2 separate regions of the Homo sapiens genome follow, and region 2 is linked to region 1. Evidence: chromatin loops called from intact Hi-C (ENCODE). Cell type or tissue: Calu3. All regions are shown on one strand. Each heading gives the region's core, and the rest is flanking DNA. Links, peaks and the distances in the headings are about the cores only. Region 1 overlaps LOC105372809 (a long non-coding RNA gene). Region 2 holds the start of TMPRSS2 (transmembrane serine protease 2).

Region 1 (4,374 bases), core at 277-4,276:
ACGATTTGATACCACGCTCTGGGCAAGGCACTGGGTGGTTATTGGACGATAAGGTGATTGTATGGGGCTTCCTTGAAAGCCTAGTGACCTTCATTCAAGCATTTCATTTTAGTTCATTTCAACAAGCATTACCTGGAGCGTCTGTTACACAGATGTCCTGAAGCCCAGGATGAGTAAGACACCATCCCTGCCCCGAAAATTGAAATCTGTCATAAATAATTATTCTTGGAACAGGAGTTGCCAATGTGAATGCCTAGGGAACAAGACGGTGATGCTGTAAGTCCAGAAGGCAGTGAACAGGAAAAGGGTTATTTATGTGAGCACAAAAAGCAAGGCGCTCATTAACCCAGCTGTCTAAACAAGGGCATCTCCAAGTCGACTTCCGTGAGACCTTATCACTAAAATAAAAGCTGGCGAACTTTGGAGGAATTAAAGCACTCCCTTCTAGAATCAAACTGCTGCCCAGCCTCTCAGGGTTTTCCACACTTTCATATGCGTGAAAACCCCCGGCACGCTTGGTGTAAAATGCTGATTCCCTGGTCCTACCTGCGCAGACGCTGCATCAGTGGGTCTGAGGCAGGGCCCGGGCATCTGCATTTTAAATCAGCTCCCAGGAAAATTGTTGCAGGGGTGGGTCACACTTTGTTAAACCTTGTGGGTGTGGGCACTTCTCCCTGCAGCTCCTTCCTCTAACAGCCGGGTGTGTCCTCTGGGTCCCTTCTGGCCGACCTCCTCTGGGCAAAAGTCACTTCTCTACTGACCTGAAATCTGCCACACAGCTCAGTAATGGCTCTGATAAACAGGGACATCTCATTTATTGTTTCTTTCCTGGAACACTTTATGGTCATCAGTGAGCTGTCACCATGAGGGCTCATCCAGTCTCAAGGCAGAGAGCCTCCCCGGCAGTCAGCAGTGGCTCAGGGGCCCAGGTAGCAGTGTCCTGCTGGCAGGGTCAGGTGACTAGTCCCCTGCAGAGTCTCTAGGTAGGTGGGCTTTAGAGATCCTCTGGTTTGATTCTCTCATTTTACATGTGGAGAAACTGAGAAACCGAGGCTTTAGAAAGGCCATGTGCTTCCCTAGGTCCCAGCACTGAGGCAGAACCGGGCTCCACTAGGGCTTCCTGCTCCCTTCCTCTCTGCTCCAACCTGCTCCAGCCCCTTTATCCTCGCTTTACCAGATTCTGCCATGTTTGGGGATATTTGAGGAGTGCCACATTTTGCAGGATTCTCCATCAGCACAGAGTGCCTGTCGTGTGTCGACTCCCAAGGCCAGCACACCTGCACCATTGGATGTGCCTGAAGCCTGCCTCTATGGCCCTAGAGCAGTGTGGAGGGGACCCCAGCTTTCTCCCCACCTGGGGCAGGATCACTTGCCTGACTTGCAGGGGGATGGACGGCTGGTGCGCACTCTGTTGCGCTCTCTCTCTCTCTCTCTCACACACACACACACAGACACACACACACACACACACACACACACACACACACACCCTCACAGATTAAGAGCACCATTGGATTGGTCTGCTCAGGCCAAGATCACAGTCAGAGGAGAGAAAGAAGCATGACCCATGATAGCATCACCATCAACCATGAGGCATCATCACTGCCCCCAAAATAACACAGACAAGGGAGGGCCAGGGACTCAGCTTTGGGGTCACCACCATGGGGGCCAGAATGAGCCTTCATCACCCGGGTTTGCAAGGTGTGGGCCAGAGGAGCACTAGCAGGCAAAGGCTGCAGTAGGACCGCCCAGGGAGCAGTGGCTTGAGCCGCCCAGACACAGAGACACGTGGCAGGCAGCATGTTGAATTTTAACCAGAATTTAATGTAGGCAGTTTTAACTTTTGCCTTAAAAGTAAGAAAATAAACTAAAAAAAAAAATGAAAACAAAACAAACTACCACTCTACAGAATAGGAGAAGCGCCACACGGGCCTTCGGGCTCCACAAATGTGGCCTGGCCCGGCTCCTCCAGCCTCCCGGAGGGGGACAGCTGGCAGGCAGATCCTGGCCTGGAAGGTTCTGGAGGCAGCTCTCCTAAAGGAGTCATCTGTTCTGCCATTGAGTGGCCGTGTAATGCTCCCCAGCCCTGCGGTCACCCGGGGAAATCCCCTAGCAGGGAGCTGCGGCTGCTGTTCCCCTTCGGCCTGGAAGTTTGTCCAGGTTGGGGCAGCAATGGGGTGAATGGCCTGGAACCTGAATGTCCGAGGGCCTCGCCCAGCTGTACTTCCTCCTCTCACGTGGCCTCTCTGAGGAGTGAATTATGAAGTCATCCTCACTGCGGCCCTCCACCACTCCAGCTCCTAAAGGGCTGGCTTGGTCAAGCTGCCTCGGAGGGTCACCAGCCTTGGGATACGACACCTGCAGGCGGTGGGCGCTGCCCTGGAGCCACGCCATTCCATCTGCTCCGACTCTGTCTCACACTGTCTCCTTCCTCCCCTTCCTGGCCAAACTTCTCAAAATAGCATCTGCTGCTTAAAGCTTCTCACCACCTCCTCATCTGTAGTGCCCTGTAGCCTGGAGTCCACCTAGAACTCTACAACCAGTGCTCTAAGAAGGCCCATGCCCTCCCGTTTTCACCCACTGGCCCTGGTGTTGTTCTCACCCTCAGATTTTGGCAACACATGCCCCTTCTTCAGATGGGCACCTTCTTTTGCCTTCTCTCCCACCGGGACACTCATTCCCCCTCCGTGCCCCCAAGTACACACACCTGAGAAGTTTCCAGTTCTTTGCTCCGCATCTCTTCCCCTTTGGCACTCTGCGTGCTGCTGTCTGCCCCTTCTGAGGTGTCCAGATGAGCGATGCTCCATCTACCCTCTCTCCTAAGCTCCATCCAACAGCCTTGGGACCAGGAAGTTGGTCCTGCTGGGTCATTTGCAGAGTTGCTGGGGCACCTCAGAGAGAAACAAGATGGCGCAGGGGGCCATCAGCAGTGCACAGCCAAGTCTTCAGGTGACAGTGCTGAACAGGGGTCTCAGGGGAGCTGGAAGAAAAGTCTGTCCTTTAGGCCACTTGGCACAGCTCCAACCAGAGGTGACCCGCCTCCCACCTCCTGTTCTTCATCCTCCCCTTTGCTTCTTGACCTGCCTGAAGAAGACCCCTGGGTCTGGACAGCTGGGCCTCTGGCTGCCCCAGCAGGAAGCTCATGGTCCTGGAGTCCTGGGAGTCCAGGCTGGAAGATGTTTATCCTCCAGGTGTCAAGCACCCTGGGTGTGTCCAGATGGTGGAGGAGGAACTGGCTCTTGAAAGAAGATGTCCTTCCCATCTCTTCCCTCCCCAGCAATTTCTACTGAGTTCTAGGTGGACACCAGATGGCAAGAGGCAGAGTGCAGGGGGACGGTGAGAAGCTGCAGGTAGCGGATGTGATTTCGAGAAGTTTGACGGAAATGTAGGAAGGAGACCCTACGAGGACTGGAGGGACCCATGAGTATGAGAAGGGGGCACGGAGAGATTGAAGGGGACGGGTCCTGAAAGAGCCCGGAGGACAGAGAGTCCGGCAAGTCCCAGGCGCTGCCCTCACAATCCGATTGAGAGCCATGGAGGGGCTGCAGCAGCGGCTCAGGGTTGTGTTTAAAATTAGCTGGCAGAGTTCACTGCTGGGCATTGGGATGTCCTGCAAATGGCTCAACACGCAGGACGCAGAGGCTTTTTCACAGAATTGTTTGGAGCCATGTGCCTCTCTCTCTCCTGAAATGAAAGATTTGGGAAAGGTGACAATGCTGAATTTTCTTCTTCCTCTCTAGATATTCTTTCTGCTACATTTGATGGAGCTTCCAGGAAAAAGTAGATAGTAACTAAAACTCTCTTTGATTTCAGACTTGATACATATTTTCAGCTTGAGAATCCTTATTTCTCTGTTTAGTAAAAGGTGGCTGGGTTCAGTGGCTCATGCCTATAATCCCAGCACTTTGGGAGGCCGAGGAGGGCAGACTGCCTGAGCTCAGGAGTTTGAGACCGGCCTGGCCAATGTCATGAAACCTAATCTCTATTAAAAATACAAAAATTAGCCGGGCATCGTGCCAGGCGCCTGTAATCCCAGCTACTTGGGAGGCTGAGGCAGGAGAATCACTTGAACCCAGGAGGTGGAGGTTTTGGTGAGCTGAGATGGTACCACTGCACCCCAGCCTGGGCAACAGAGTGAGACTCTGTCTCAAAAAAATAAAATAACATAAAATAAAAGTAATAAAGAAAACATGTAAAAATGTGCGCTTGGGTGTACCTGGGAATGGTTCACGTTTGCCCTTTCGAAGGCAGCAAGGCAGAGAGAAAGGCACGTGGAGTTTGCAGTCAGATGGACCAGACTGGGTTTGAACTAGGGGTCTGGTCGTTACCCACAGGTGACCCCATTGCCTTCATCTCTCTGAGTCTCAGTTTCTT
Region 2 (4,374 bases), core at 312-4,311, 54 kb before region 1:
CTAAGCATCCTGTGTCTCCAACTCAGAGCCCGACACTGGAAGCACTGACCTATGGAGCCAGACAGGCCATGTTTATCCCCAGTTCTGCCCCTTACAGGTTACAAGATCTTGGACAAGCTTCCCAACCTCTCTTCCCCAGTTTCCTTACAATTGAGTTAAGTACATTATAAAGGGTTTGCAATGATGCCTGGCTGAAAAAAGTGCCACATCAATGTCTGTGGTTATTATTATAATGCCAGTGCAGCCAAATATACTCCTACAATTAAGGTGACTTGAGTTCAAGATAGAGTGGCCAACGGTGCCAGGCAGGCCAGCACCTAGCAACCTGGGAGGCCCTGCCTGAGGCTCCAGCAACAGCACAAGCTTGTTGTTAGAAGGTTGTCCTTGGCTGGTGGGAATAAGGGAAGCTGCTGGGGACCAAACAAATGTCCAAGCAGAGAACAAAAGCCCAGCCAGCTCACCAGCTGATAATTAAAAATAACCAGAGGCCGAGGTGTAGATGGCCATCTCCAGGCAGAGGTCTCAGCCCGTAGGTTGCACCCCGAACTCTCCAGCCTAGTGTGTCCTTACCCGAGGGTGTTGCTAGGTTTCATTCTAACCTCACCTGTCCAGTAGTTCTGTAGCGGAGCAGGGCAGGTCCTACTTCTTCAAAAGCACTCAGTAAAGGTGGGGAAGTCCTGAGCAACCTCCAGTGACTTTCTGGGGGAGCTCCCGGTTACCTAGCCCACCAGGTCCTCCCTTCACAGCAGCAGCTCAGGAGCCAGGACTGACTTAGCTACTTGCGTCCCCAAGGCCCTTTGCGCTGGTAAACTCTCCCTGCCACACTCCCAACCCCCATCCTTCCTTCAGGGGAGGCTGGCTGCATCCCCACTTCCTGGAGTACCTTCCCAGATCTCCTGGGACAGGTCAACAAACTTAGTCTCACTTTAGGTTTTCCAAATGCCTTGTAACTGGGCTGCGTAGCCTTTGTAATTTTCCATGATTCGGGAGGTTCTCGCGGCTGGGAGCTCCGTGAGGTCAGGCATTGCCTTGGGCGCGATGCGCTCATCTTTCCCGCGGGACCACTGCACAGGTTCGCACGGAGGGAAGGGCTGCGCAGCCTCGAAGGCGAGCCCTGGGTGCTCCCTGCCCACAGGGCTCACCTCGGGCCGCCGTGCTATCCTTTCCTTCCCAAACAAGCCACCAGGATTCCTCGTGATTAGGGCTGCCACCAGGGCGTTCTGAACAGGATTCAGGGCCACCGCGCTGTGCTCTACGGCGGAGCGGGCGAAGGCCCTCCTCTGCCACAAGCGCTCAGGGCTCTCGGCGCACAAACTTTCTGGACATGGGGCAGTTTTTCAGCTGGACCCGTGCTCGAGCAGAGCGCCCACTGCCAGACTGGAGCACTTGACCACTCAGGGTGCCACTGTGCCGAGCCGGGCAGGACAGGATGAGGTGGACCGAAGCGCCCAGGTGCCCCGCCTTCCCCCCAACCCGGCACGGAGCGCAAGCGGAGGAGCCAGACCGGCTCCTCCCGGGCGGGTTCCTGCCGGTGCCGGGTGTCCAGGAGGCCCCGGCCCTGATCGCCGCCAGCGGGTCGCCGCAACGGGGCCTGAGTCGCGAGCAGTCCCTCCCCGAGACTGACTGGCCGTTCGCACCTCGCCCGGGGGCCCTCCAGCAGCCTGGCCCAGCGGTCCCCGCCGCGCCGGCCGTATCGTTCCCGGCATCTCAGCGAGTTTCCAGTTTCTCCCTACCTCAGTAGGGAACCAAGAAGCAGAAGGAGTTCAGGTAACACTGCGGGACTGCAGAGATTTCCCCCAAACAAAGAAGCCAACCGACAGCACTCCCAGTCCTCCTCCCCAAAGAGAAAAGGCGCACCGGTGCTCCCAGGCGGGGGCCGTGGAGGGCAGGCGGACTAGGAGCCAGCTTTGGGGACCCCGGGGGACTCTCTTCCACCAACTGGCTAGGGACTCGCAGGACCACCTGCCCCAACCTCGCGATGCCAAGCCAACAGGGGCGGCGAGGGCTCTCGGCCGTGCGCAAGGGGTCCCAGGCGCCCAGCACTCTCCCAGCACCCCGGGAGGCGCCCTGCCCGGCTGGCCCCAGCGCTCGACCCTCGGGCGCACTCACCTGCCGCGCCGCGCTCCTCACACCCGCTTTCACCTCCGGGCGGGGCAGGGGGCATCGGCGGGTCCCAGGCGCCCAGGTTCCCCTCCCCAGCCCGGACCCCGAGCCGGGACCCTGGTACCGGCGCCGCTCACCTGCCGCGCTCCAGGCGGCGCTCCCCGCCCCTCGCCCTCCGCCTCCGCCTCCGCCTCCTGCTTAGCTCGCGCCTACTCGGCCCGGCCCGCCCTGGCTCTCGCTTTAATCTCAGGAGGCGGTGTCCCAGGGTCCAGGGCGACACCCCCAAGCGGGTCGCGGGTCACCCTGGGCGGGCGGGGGCGGGGGCGGCGGGAGGAGGCGTTTCCCAAGGGAAGTCCGGGACGGGTTCCCTGCCTGGCTCAACCCCGGCTGCGGAGGGACCCATAAGGGACTCTGGGGCGCTTCCCGGGCCCGGCCACAGCGGCCAACCTGCCCCTCTCCGGTCCGCGGCGCAGCGCTGCCCGAGGGCTCGAGTTTGGGTTAAGGAAGGGGATTCTGGGGAGCGCTCCTGGAGTCCTGGGTGAGCCCCCGGAGCTGCTACCTCACGAGCTCCTGTAGGCGGCCGGCCCCGTCTTGGCCTCCGGGGAACCCACTGTAGCCTCTGGGCAAGGACCCAGGGTAGGCCTTGGGGACTGCTGGCCCAAGCACGAGTGGCGGGGACACAGCGCCGGACGCCCAAGACCCTCCCCAGTCCGCCTAGGCTGGCATTTCTTGGCCCCCACCAGCGTCCGGTGGAAAGTGCTCCCCCGGATGGTCCCAGGTCTCTCGGCACCACCGGCCAGGGCGGGAGTGAGGAAGTGGTGGGACACACCTCAGCCAGGAAGACGTGGCTGTTCCCGGGCACTTGAGAGGTTCTTTCTAATGTTTGCAATTGTGGGGGCTCAGAATTCACCAGAATTTAATAGGACCGTAGACCAGAATTCATCACCCCAAGTAGGACTGGAGGAGACCAGAATCTGCTACCCCAACATAGTCCTCTTTGGCACATTGATGATTTGGAACTGGTTATGTTGAGGAACTGCAGACACCAGAGTACCTCTGAGAAAATGCCCTTTTGTAAAGGAAATTTGCACCTATAAAGGAAATGTTTGTTAGTCAGCAGATCTGTACCAGGAAGAGAGCTGTTCCCGGACAACTTTTATCACCTGGGAAACTTTTATCTGCCTCACACGGCAACCTGCGTTCACCAGACACCTCCTCTCCTCACGCTCCCCTCACTCCTCCACCGCTCCCCAGAAGCCTCAAACCCCCATTTCTTTCTGTCACTCAGAGTGACAGATAAGCCTCAATCATCGGGCTGCTGCACCTTTTTTTTTTCGTGTGTTTTTTTTTCCCCCAGAAGGGGTCTCACTCTGTTGCCCAGGTTGGAGTGCAGTGGCTCAATCATGGCTCATGGCAGCTTCAACCTCCCAGGGCACAAGTAATCCTCCCACCTCAGCCTCCCGAGTAGCTGGGACTAGAGGCGTGTGCCACCACGCCCAGCTAATTTAATTTTTTGTAGAGATGGGGGTCTCCCTATGTTGCCCAGACTGGTCTCCAATCTGGGCTCAAGCGATCCACCTGCCTTGGCCTCCCAAAGTGCTGGGATTACAGGTGTGAGCCCTCGCACTGGACCCCTCACTCACCTGGCCTGTTCTTTAAGTCTCATATTCTTGTGGGATTCCCATCTGTGAGTACATACATTAAAACAGCTTTTCTCCTGTTCATCTATTTGATGCCAATTTAATTTGTAGACTAGCTGAACGAACTAGAAGGGTAGAGGGGAAGCATGTTTTCTCCTCCCCTGCATAATATACAAATCAACATGATTTGCTTTAAAATGAGGTGGAAGCAGAAAAAAGCCCCATTCAGTCCCATCCCAGGCTGCCTTGGCTCACTGCTCCCTTCCTGGGAAGCTCTCCCGGAAGCCTCCTGTGGGGCAGGACTTTCCTAGTAAACCCTTCCCTCTCACTCCCTCCTTTGGCACCTTTTGTGGTCTGCTGGTGGCACCCACAACAGGGATTGTCCCCAATATGCCCCAGCCCTCCCCATCCCCCACACTGCCCTGCGCTCTGCCCCAGTGGGAAACCCTCAAAGACCCTCTCCAGCACATAGGGCAGGTGCAGTTGTCTTTCAGCGGCAACTCACTTATTTCTGTCTTGACAGTGTGTTTGGTGCCTACTAATTCCACCCAGAAACCAGGGAGTAAGTGCTGCCGCAGACTCAGGCCTCTTGGAGTGGTTGTTCATTCACCATTTATTTTTCCTTTTATAT

What was found. A loop is a pair of places that touch in the nucleus more often than their neighbours do. Peaks named below come from ENCODE experiments on the same cell type or tissue, not always from the same donor. Only the 100,000 strongest peaks of a DNase experiment are listed, where the experiment ranks them.
Region 2: a loop joins it to region 1, with 2.4 times the contacts of the local background. A loop is called at or near these places in 3 of 110 quality-filtered maps.

The regions. Positions count from the first base shown.
Region 1 is chr21:41,560,200-41,564,573 of GRCh38, forward strand. LOC105372809 (a long non-coding RNA gene) reads right to left here. Exons shown (of 5, transcript XR_937738.1): 2 at 2,708-3,684; 3 at 133-253. Among named protein-coding and RNA genes, the nearest start is that of PCSEAT, 18 kb to the right of the region's middle. RefSeq lists enhancers at 1-152, 1,888-2,388, 2,389-2,889. In Calu3, for the core only: no CTCF peak of the experiment used is centred there; a DNase peak (open chromatin) is centred at 2,132.
Region 2 is chr21:41,505,841-41,510,214 of GRCh38, forward strand. It overlaps TMPRSS2 (transmembrane serine protease 2), which reads right to left and starts at 2,318. Exons shown (of 14, transcript NM_005656.4): 1 at 2,241-2,318. RefSeq lists a promoter at 1,415-2,808, an enhancer at 2,288-3,295 and a cis regulatory region at 2,410-2,436. In Calu3, for the core only: no CTCF peak of the experiment used is centred there; DNase peaks (open chromatin) are centred at 1,381 and 2,341.